Regions from separate parts of the Homo sapiens genome. Here region 2 is linked to region 1. Evidence: chromatin loops called from intact Hi-C (ENCODE). Cell type or tissue: heart left ventricle. All regions are shown on one strand. Each heading gives the region's core, and the rest is flanking DNA. Links, peaks and the distances in the headings are about the cores only.

Region 1 (5,391 bases), core at 249-5,248:
TTCTAACTTTCAGGGGTTCGTAATTTTTCATTTGATTAGTCCCCTAAAATTGTGTTGTGTAAAACTAAGACATCCAGTCAAGCCCCTGGCTTGGGTTAGAGAGTGAATTTTCTTTTTGTTAGATGCTGCCAAAATAGTGGCTTACAAGGGACTCTGGTTTGATGGGATGGATGTTCCCTGAAAAGTTTACGTCGGTGCAAAAGTAATTGCCATTTCAATGGCAAAAGCCGCAATTATTTTTGCACCATCTAAATATTTAATAGGTTGGTTGACTTGTAAATTATCTGCCTTAGATGTTTACTTTTGTGTATTGCTGACATTTTCTGGAGACATTATTGGCATTTTGTGTGTAATCCTTAAAAAAGAAAAACAACTATGTTCTTGAAAATTTAAAGAATCTTAATGTTGTTTGTGGTCATTTTGGGCAGAGAATGCCTAGAGTTGCCAGAATTGCCTAAGTCAAAATTCAGCCTGCAAATTTAGGGTTAGCAGATATAGCAGATACAGAAACATCATGATCAGAAAAGTGATAACATGATTTTTGAAAAGAAAACCATACGAATAATGCCATAATGGCTTGGAATAATGTAGATTTGAATGTTTAACTTCATTTTAAATACTACCTCAAAAGGATCTACCCATGACAGGGATGAATATGCTTGAAGAATGTCTTAATTTATGTGTTTGTGATGTTTGATTTGCAGTTTCCTACCGCATTTGAATTCAATGAGTATTTTCTCATTACCATTTTGGACCACCTATACAGCTGCTTATTCGGAACATTCCTCTGTAATAGTGAACAACAGAGAGGAAAAGAGGTAAAATATGAAACATGACCTTCCCCATACTATCTCTACTGTATACTTTTCCCTAAAAGAATGTACTCTGTGACAGATTTCAACTGAAGTCATTCTTTTGGGTCATACTTTATCTTACATGCTATAATATTGAGGGCTTCCTTCCATATATCTGGACCTGATATATTCTGAAGTATCTTTGTCACAAGGCTGAAGGTGCTAGCTAGCTGTCTGCTGAGTTCATGAGTGGGAAGTGGTTTCTGCTAAAGAGAACTGAAGTACGTGAAATCTAAGGAGCACCAGTGTACCAATTTTTCCATGTAGAATGGAAATCCTTTACAGCAGGTGCAGAAAAATTTAATTAGCAGAAAATGTATATTCGAGTGAATAGGCAGCTCAAATTCCCAAGTATATCCTACTTATTGAGACATTTTAGGTTAAGTTTTTGAGTTTTTTAAGTTGTAAAGTAATACCATAAAAAAATTCAAATACGGAAAAGATAGTATGTAGAAAGTTAAAGTTTTTCGTTATCCCTTTTCCCCAAAGGTATCACTGTTAAGTGGGGTTGGTATTAAGAAGAAATGGTGTAAGGATTACATTTCAAGTTTTACTTCTTTATCAAAACTTGTCTATCCTATGTATCAACATCTTAATCATCTTGATTGGTATCTCCCTCTGCATCAACTTTTATTCTAAAAAATGTGGTTACAAAGTATTTATGTTTTATTTTATAAAGCACAGTAGGAATAAGTACTTGCACTGAAGCCCAGTTGCTGGGTTCAAATCCTGGATCTATCACTTACTGTAACAGTTCGCTTGGGGAAGTTAATGTCTGCTTTTGTAAAATTATGAAGATTATTAAATAAGCAATACAAAATACCACAAGAACTGCTATGTAGTATTTCCTAGACTTCCTTAAAGGCAGGTATTAAATTTTTAAATTCACCTTATGTCTTCAGTGTCTAGCATGCAGTAAGTATTTCTATGCATAGCAGGCACTCAACAACTTAAGGAATGTTCATTAGAAATAGCATAGCTAAGTTTCGAAGAGTTTTATTTTTTGAGAGCCTTGGGGTAGGAATCATTGATTATTTTTAAAAAAACTTTTTAAATTGATAATAATATGCATACCATGAAATTCACTTTGATAGTGTATAGTTGACTGGTTTTTAGTATATCTGAGTTGTACAGCCATCACATTTTCATTTCAGAACATTTCATCACCTCAGAAAACCTGTTAATAGTCACTCCCCATTCACCCCTGCCAAACACTAATGTTTTTGTCTCTAGATTTGCCTCTTCTGGACATTTCATATAAATGGAATCATTTAATATGTAAACCTTGTGTCTAGCTCCTTTCCTTTAATATGCTTTCAAGGTTCATACATTTTATATCATTTCTTTTTATGGCTGAATAATATTCCATTGTGTGGATATATTTTACTTATCCATTCGTCAGTTGATGGACTTTTAGGTTGTTCCCACTTCTTGGCTGTTAATGAATAATGCTGCTTTGAACATCTATAAAAAAGTTTTTGTACAGACATGTCTTCTGTTTGCTGGATATGTACAAGAGTGGAATTGTTGGGTCATATGGTATCTCTTTGAGGAACTGCATACTGTTTTCCAGTACCCTCTGATCTTAATATAAGTTGGTTTATCACTGAAGTCTCCAAGTCCACTTCCTCTAAAGAGATTTTAATGACAACAAAGTACTTCTTCACAAATTTCATCTAAAGTGTAAATGGCTTATGTGGTGGAGAATCTTTACCTATTTTTCCTGCCTACAGAATCTTCCTAAAAGGACTGTGTCACTGTGGTCTTACATAAACAGCCAGCTGGAAGACTTCACTAATCCTCTCTATGGGAGCTATTCCAATCATGTCCTTTATCCAGTAGCCAGCATGCGCCACCTAGAGCTCTGGGTGGGATATTACATAAGGTGGAATCCACGGATGAAACCACAGGTATGTGCCTTACAATATACAATGGGAGTTTTCATTCATGCAGTGCAACTTTGTCTCCTTAAAAGCAGCTGGAAAGATTATCTGTGCATATTTAAAACTTTACTCCTTACCCATTGATAGTTAACAATCGTATAGTAGAAAAATACTACACTGGGGCAGGGTAATCAGTATACCTGGTTCTTAGGACTGCTTGTATGACATTGGACAAATCACTGCTCTCTTTTCTTGCATCTTCCCTCCTCTGTCTGGATAACCTCTAGGGGGTCTTGTTTTAATAAGCTGAAGAAAGTAGCTTTAGGAAAGTTAAAAGCTGAACAAAATTCTGGTCTACTGTGAATATGTTTATGGAATATTAACTACTTAGAACTGTTTAAGACTAAAAACCTATAAATAACAGGGAATCTTCTGACTACTGTCTTTTAATTGTCTTGTTAATTATTTGTTGTATTTGGAAAAGTACCAGTTTCAGGAGCACCTACACAGCAGGTTATTCTTTGGAAATACTCAGGGGCACTGGGAAAGCCAGTGAAAAGATTAGTGGTGTCCACAGTCCCGGTATTTAATTTCACTGATGGGTTGGAAAGGTGCCATTGGTTCCAACAGCTGAAAAAACATACACTGCAACATTTAGGGAATGATTTGACCTGGCTTTGGTCAGGATTGCCTAGTTGAATATTTTATGTTTTGCTCTTGCAGGAACCTATTCACAACAGATACAAAGAACTTCTTGCTAAACGAGCAGAGCTTCAGAAAAAAGTAGAGGAACTACAGAGAGAGATTTCTAACCGATCAACCTCATCCTCAGAGAGAGCCAGCTCTCCTGCACAGTGTGTCACTCCTGTCCAAACTGTTGTATAAAGGACTGTAAGATCAGGGGCATCATTGCTATACACTCTTGATTACACTGGCAGCTCTATGAGTAGAAAGTCTTCGGAATTTAGAACCCATCTATGAGAGAAAGTTCAGTCACTTTATTTATTTTAAATCTCTCTAGGATGAGTTTAGAACTGTAGCAGTGCAGGTGGCTTAAGTGAAGTAACTCCATATGTAATTACATGATTATGATACTAATCTTTTAAGTATCCAAAGAATATTAAAATACTTCAATCCTGGATTCACAGTGGGAACAAGTTTCTATTAAAAGGCAAATGCTGTTACAAATTTTTGGCATCTGGTAATATTAAAACCATTTTAGAAATACACTCTGTGCTCACTGTGCAGAGGAACATCAGTTTTCAAACCAACACTGAAATTCTGTGGCATCACATATATTGGGCCTTGATGTCATGACAGATCAAAATCATTTGATATCCCTTTCTCCATTCTAGGTTTTTCTTTTTTTCAGTAACTGATTTACCTTGATCACTTTTCAACTTCCATATTCTTCATATAGTAAAAGGCAAAGTGTTGAAGATACTACGGTGTGGTAGTAGTTGAAAATTATTGCCGTCATTATTTACATACTTAAGACATATTAGCAAGTTGATCCAAAATGGGAGGCCTTATAGATGTGCTTGGGGGAAAATGAAGGGGAGAAAGTAGCCATACAGGAGTTCAAAGAATTCCATGCCCTTCAGATTAGCCCAATTACCAGAAACATCATGAAAGATATTTTAAAAACTAATTATTTACTACAGTGTATTTCACTTGTCTTGTGTGTCTGAACACACAGAAGCTAATTAGCAAGTTTTTAAGAAGTATTTAAAAATCTTACTAGGATTGACATTTTTTCTGAATTCTGTATAAATAGCTTATAGTGAGAAGTACTGTGCTCAAATTTTACATTTTTTTCCTTTGCAAATTCTGTAATTTCACTCAACGATTAAGTCTACCAAAGAACACACTGCATGTAAAAGATGTATTACAATCTCAAAGCCAGTAAAAGAAATCTTGCTTCACTGTTCACCTGCTACAAGTAAGAGTTTGGTGCTGGTAGAAACATTTGACTCTGATGTCTATTTTATTCTACATAAGAGCCATATGTAATGTACTGTAACAAAGGAGCTTCTTGTCCCCTTGGTCTTTTAATTAAAAGAAATTCCAACTGACTTTTAAACTTTGTTCTTGTCCAAAGTTGCCATTTCTTTTTTTTCCCCAGAAATATTTGGAAATTATTGGAGGAATATGCACCCCAGATGAAAATGTTCAGTTTGTACCCATTTTTCCTTAACCAACACCCAAATCAAACAATTAAAATATACAGTGTTTTTCCACTCACTAATTCACTATACAGAGAGTCTGAACCTTAGCCTCCCTCTTGGTCTTGCAGTGAGGAAGTTTCTATTAGTATATCCAATTTAGCAAAATTGGTACCAAAATGATTTCTTTGGTAATTGTGTGAAATATAAGCTTTTTAACAGGGCATTTAAGTGGCTAGCAAATCAGTAATTAAAAATTAAGCTTTCTACTCCAAGTATTTCACAAACGCATCTGCCATTTTCCTCATTTAAACCTTGGTTATCTTGGCCTGATACCACATAAAAGAATGTAGAATGGCTGAAGAGATCAAGAATTTAAAGCTTCTAGTCTTAACATACTTGCATCCACTTCAAATTCAAATCAAAAGCCAGGGAAATCTAAGTGCAACCCTACCACTTCTCTGCTGAGAACCTTCCAGTGGTTCCCCT
Region 2 (5,391 bases), core at 66-5,065, 130 kb before region 1:
CGTGGTGGCTCACACCTGTAATCCCAGCACTTTGGGAGGCCAAGGTAGAAGGATCCATTAAGCTTAGGAGTTCAAGACCACCTGGGCAACATGGTGAAAACCTGTTTCTACAAAAAATAAATAAATAAATAAATATATATATATATATTTAGCTGGATGTGATGGTGTGCACCTGTAATCCAAGCTACTCAGGAGGCTGAGGTGGGAGGATCACTTGAGCCCAGGAAGCAGAGATTGCAGAGATCGCACCACTGCACTCCAGCCTGGGTGACAGAGCCAGACCCAAAACACACACACACACACACACACACACACACACACACACACACACACAAAAGAAGAAAGAAGGAAAGAAAGGAAGGAAGGAAGGAAGGCAAGCAAACCTGTACTTAAACAATAATAGAATATGTATGCTGCTTGAGGAATTGGAGCGAAATCTGTTCCCTTAATTGCTTTCATTAGAAAAAAAGTTTAAAGTGAATTTTTAAAAATTCAACTTGAGGAACAAGAACAAGAATGCAAGAAAAATCTGAAGAAAAGTAAGGGAAATAACAAAGAACATATTTTAATTAATAAAGTAAGGGCTAAACCAAGCATACAATAATAGGGAGGATTAACAATGCCAAAAGTTGATTCTTTAAGATATTTATAAAATTGACAAACCTCTGAAGAAATTGAGAAAATTGAAAAAAATTGAGAAGATGACAACATTATTAGGAATTTAAAAGGAGCATAACTATAGAAACTACAGAGATTAAACAGGTAATGATAAGATATTGTGCACAAGTTTATGGCAATAAAGTTGAAAATTTAGAGGTAATGAATGAATTACCACAAAATACAACTCACCAAAACTGATTTAGCAAAAGATAGAGAAGTTGGATAGCCTGATAGCTATTAAAGGAATTCAGACAGTCATTCAAATTATTGCCACAAAGAAAAAGGCAGGACAAAAAAGCCGGATTTTATGAAATAGTCAAGAAATAGTTCAGGCCAATTTTATATGAATTTTTTCAGAGAATGAAAAAGAAGAAACACTTTTCAATTTCCAACTCAATTTTTTTTTTTTTTTTGAGAAGGAGTCTCGCTCTGTGGCCCAGACTGGAGTGCAGTGGTGCAATCTTGGTTCACTGAAACCTCTGCTTCCTGGGTTCAAGTGGTTCTTCCCGTCTCAGCCTTCAGAGTAGCTGGGACTACAGGCGCATGCTACCATGCCTGGCTAAATTTTGTATTTTTAGTAGAGACAGGGTTTCACCATGTTGGCCAGGCTGGTCTTGAACTCCTGACCTCAGGTCATCCACCTGCCTTGGCCCCCCAAAGTGCTGGGGTTACAGGCTTAAGCCACTGCACCCGGTCTCCAACTCAATTTTTAAAGCTGGCATAATCATGACACAAACATAAGACATGGCTGGCACATGGTAGGAAAATTATAGACTAGTCACACTCATGAATGTAGTTTCAAAAATCTTAAACCCAATTTTAACCAACACAATCCAGTTGTATATAAAAGACATAATACATTATGGCTAAGTTGGGTTTCTCCCAGGAGTACAAAGTTGGTTTAAAAAGTTGGCAGGAACAAGAAGAGGATGCCCACTATCATCCATTCCTACCTGATCTTCTGGTGGAAGTCCTACTCAGTACAAGAAAACAAAAAAAGAAAAAAAATACATTAAAATTGTACAGAAACAAAACAATCATAATTGGATAATCATAAATATATGTGGTTATTCATTTAGAAAACCCCAGAGAATCTAGCCAATTTTCTGGAAACTAAATCAACACACAAAAGCAGTTTTTATATGCCACCAACTATTAAAAAGCATAACTTGAAAATCATATTCACAGTAACATCAAAATCTAGGATATGTGTGGATATACATGTATATGTGTGTGTATTGAGCCTTACATGCATAAAATTATCAAATTCTAATAAAGAACATTTTTAAAGACCAAATAGATAATTACCATGCTCTTTGACAGGAAGCATCTATAGTATAAAGTCAGCAACTTTTTCTAACTCAGAATTCCCCAGGGTACCTCTTGGTGATTCCATGCCCAGTGATAATAGCACATGGGCAATTGCAACTACCTAGTCTTGAAAAGGGCAAGGTAACCAGAAACTCAATTCCCTCAAAGATAAAGGACTGGGTCACCTACCAAGAGAAGCATCCAAGAGATATTCTGACCAAGGGAAGTCTACCATGGGTGGTAAAGGTGGGAGATGATGAATATCAACTGATGGCCTCAGGACCAACTACAGCAGTAGGGAGTGTACTTACTCCATCTACATTTAAGCCTTTTATTCTTCTCTTTTTCAGGTACCTGTACCTTAAAAATTTGAAGAATCAGTGACAACATAGAGTGAACATAGTGTGAGGGTTGAGTGGATCTGAAGGGTGCAACGGGTTGCAGTAGCAGATCTCAAAAGGGCTCCATCCATATCGCTTTAATCTATCCTAGACAGCTGCTGTCAAGATGATTGCCTCCTACATATTTCTTGACGATTGCCTGAGGGCATCGTCTTTAGCAGAATACTTGGGACAAGCCTTAAGTAGAAGAGAATTTCTGTCCCAAAGGGGGCTTTCAACCAATTTAGGATGGTGGATAAATAGCCCAGATCCCTTCTCCTTTAGTGGATAAGTCTCATGTGTGTTTCACACTATCTTTCAGAGTTCCCAGTGGGAATAAGCCTGGTTGCTCATTGTGGTAATCTGCTTATAAATAAATGCTTTATTGGTTCTTATTCTTTCCAGGTCTCACTTCCTTACGCCTTCACAGTGCTTCCAGGTATCACCTTCCAGATAAACTCCCTGCATGCAGATCTTTGTCTTAGTATCTACTGTGGGGGGAATTAAACTAAAACAAAATCTAAATGTCCATCAATGTTAGAAGAGGTAAATTGAGGTATTGTCATAAAATGGAATGTAATGCTACAAGAAAAGGGAATGAGCTAAATACATCAACATAATGTTGAATGAAAGAAGCAAGTCACACACAAAAAACCCTACACCTTGATTCTATTTTTAAAAAATATTTTAAAAGGCCAAACTAAACAAGATGTTATTTAAGAATACATACTGCAAACCAAAAATAAAATTCGAAGCTCCCCAATCGACTGAATGGACCCCTTTTTGGCCAACGGGATCCCAAAGAAACCTGACAAACAAGTTCAGGCCATAATGGGAAGGAGTCAGACATGTCTCACTGTATACTCCTCCCTTTGGAGTTTAGAAACATCTAACCAGCATTAACATTAAAACAGAGATCTTGAGACTGACGAAGCAGGCTCTTGATAGCAATAAGATACCAGATTCCAACCTGACTCTGGTATAGCATCACATGACAAATAGCAGGCCTTGAGGGAAGTCACTTTACTGCCAAATATACTTCTTTGACATATATTGAAATAGCCCTGCAAAGCTGTCTCTTGTGGGGGAAATGTGCATTCTATAGAGAATCTCCTTCCCTTACTATGTCTTTTATGCAGAGTCTGACACCATTTAAGGCCTGATAAGAGACATTTTCTCTGAAGCCTGCTACCTCAAGGCTCTATCTACATGATAAGAACCTTGGCTTCCACAACCTCTCCTTTTATCTTAACTCAATATTTCTTTATGCTGACTTCAACTCTTTAGGCAGAGCTAAACTCTTTCGACCAATTGCTAATTAGGAAATCTTTGAATGCACCAATGACTTGGAAATCCCCCCGCCACCCAACTCCCCCACTGCTTCAAGATATCCCACTTTTCCAGGCTGAGCCAAGTATACTTTCCATGCATTGATTTATGTCTTTGCCTGTAACTTCTGTATCCCTAAAATGTATAAAACCAAGCTGCAACCCAGCCACCTTTGGCACATATTGTCAGGAAGGACCTCTTGAGGTTGTGTCACAGGTCATAGTCCTTAACCTTGGCAAAATAAAACTCTAAATTGATTGAGACCTGTCTCAGATACTTCTTGGTTTATAATACAGATTGGCAAAACCGCAAAGAAAAGCAAGAGACTAATTCTCATAAAAGCCAGCCTAATGGTTGCGTCTAGGGAACAAAGAGAGCTTTTAAGGTACTGGTAGTGTTCTGTTTCTTAACCTGGTTGTTGTGTATGCCATTATTTGTTATCTTATTCCTTAATTTATTCATACCTTTCTTGGCAGTTTTTATGGTTTTCTTTAAACACAAGTAAAACGTGCACACAACCTGTCTATTCATTTTCTTTGCTGTGCAGCCTGGCATTAGGATTGGTGACTCTGATGATGAGCTAGGCTGCTCTTTCCATGATGGCTGTGTGGTTCTTCTTTGAGAAAACATTGTGAGCATTCTCAGCCCAGTAAGATTTGTTGCACATCAGCAGCACATCCAGCTCCTTGACACTGGATACTAGGAACTTCCAGAAGCCATGGGCAGCATGTGCTTTGTCTTCTTGTTGCTCCTATAACCAGTGTTGGACATCAAGTCTGGCCCTTGAATCCTCTGCATACCCTGTTGTTAATACCTCTGGGTTTCCACCAGTTACACTTAATTTTGACATATCGATCTGTCCCGATGATGAACTTCTTGATCCTCTTTATGACAATCTTGGGCTCCACAAGGGGTCTGAGTGTGGCTATGATGGTGAATAGGAGATGGCTGCCACCTTCATAGGCAGCATCACAGAAGAGACTTTATTTATATGTTGTGTATTTAATATCTTTTACAATAAAAAATTTTTAAATGCTGTCAAATTAAGAATGTGAAAAACGGAAGGAGCATTGCAGTTGATCAACTAATTGATCGTTAAGTATGAGGATTTTGCACTCAAATTGCCTTGTGTCTTTAAGTTTCCATTCCATTTTAATGAAACCAGAAATTGAAATCAGAAAATGCATTATGTATGTGATTCATGCAAGAAAGACTTCAGAGAATAAAACCATATCAAAAAGAAAGGCCTTGGCCCTAACATCAAAAAGATTTGTGAATGCTGGCACATTATAAACTTTACATTAAAAATAAATTTTAAAATTATGTTTTAAGTTTAAAAATATAATTTATATATGTATGTATATAATGTATACATAGATAATTCTGTTTAACATACATACATAATTCTGTTTAACCCAATTTTATTTTTCTTTTTTAAGTTAACTAACCAACTACCACTTCTATTCACATCACATAAGAGGACATCTACTCTACTAAACAGTAAGGAAATCAACTAAAGATTGTGTAGGGCTTTGTTTGGAAACTAATGGGAAGTGAAGACAGAATGGCACAGAGGTTATGTATGTTTAAAAATTAAAACTGATTTTTAACACTTATTCTTGAAAAACATGCAACAAATATTAAGGAAAATTATCTCCAATATGAATGAGTATAACATTAAGTAATCTTCAAAGTAGTTTTTACTCATTAC

What was found. Peaks named below come from ENCODE experiments on the same cell type or tissue, not always from the same donor. Only the 100,000 strongest peaks of a DNase experiment are listed, where the experiment ranks them.
Region 2: it touches region 1 in a loop (2.1-fold over the local background); 15 of 110 quality-filtered maps call a loop at or near these places.

The regions. Positions count from the first base shown.
Region 1 is chr11:95,833,521-95,838,911 of GRCh38, reverse strand. It overlaps MTMR2 (myotubularin related protein 2), which reads left to right. Exons shown (of 15, transcript NM_016156.6): 13 at 705-818; 14 at 2,588-2,764; 15 at 3,461-5,391. The coding sequence ends at 3,622. Among named protein-coding and RNA genes, the nearest start is that of CEP57, 46 kb to the right of the region's middle. In heart left ventricle, for the core only: a CTCF peak has its summit at 2,715; no DNase peak of the experiment used is centred there; H3K27ac peaks cover 355 bases.
Region 2 is chr11:95,962,437-95,967,827 of GRCh38, reverse strand. It overlaps the pseudogene RPL32P25. Among named protein-coding and RNA genes, the nearest start is that of MTMR2, 41 kb to the right of the region's middle. In heart left ventricle, for the core only: no CTCF peak of the experiment used is centred there; no DNase peak of the experiment used is centred there.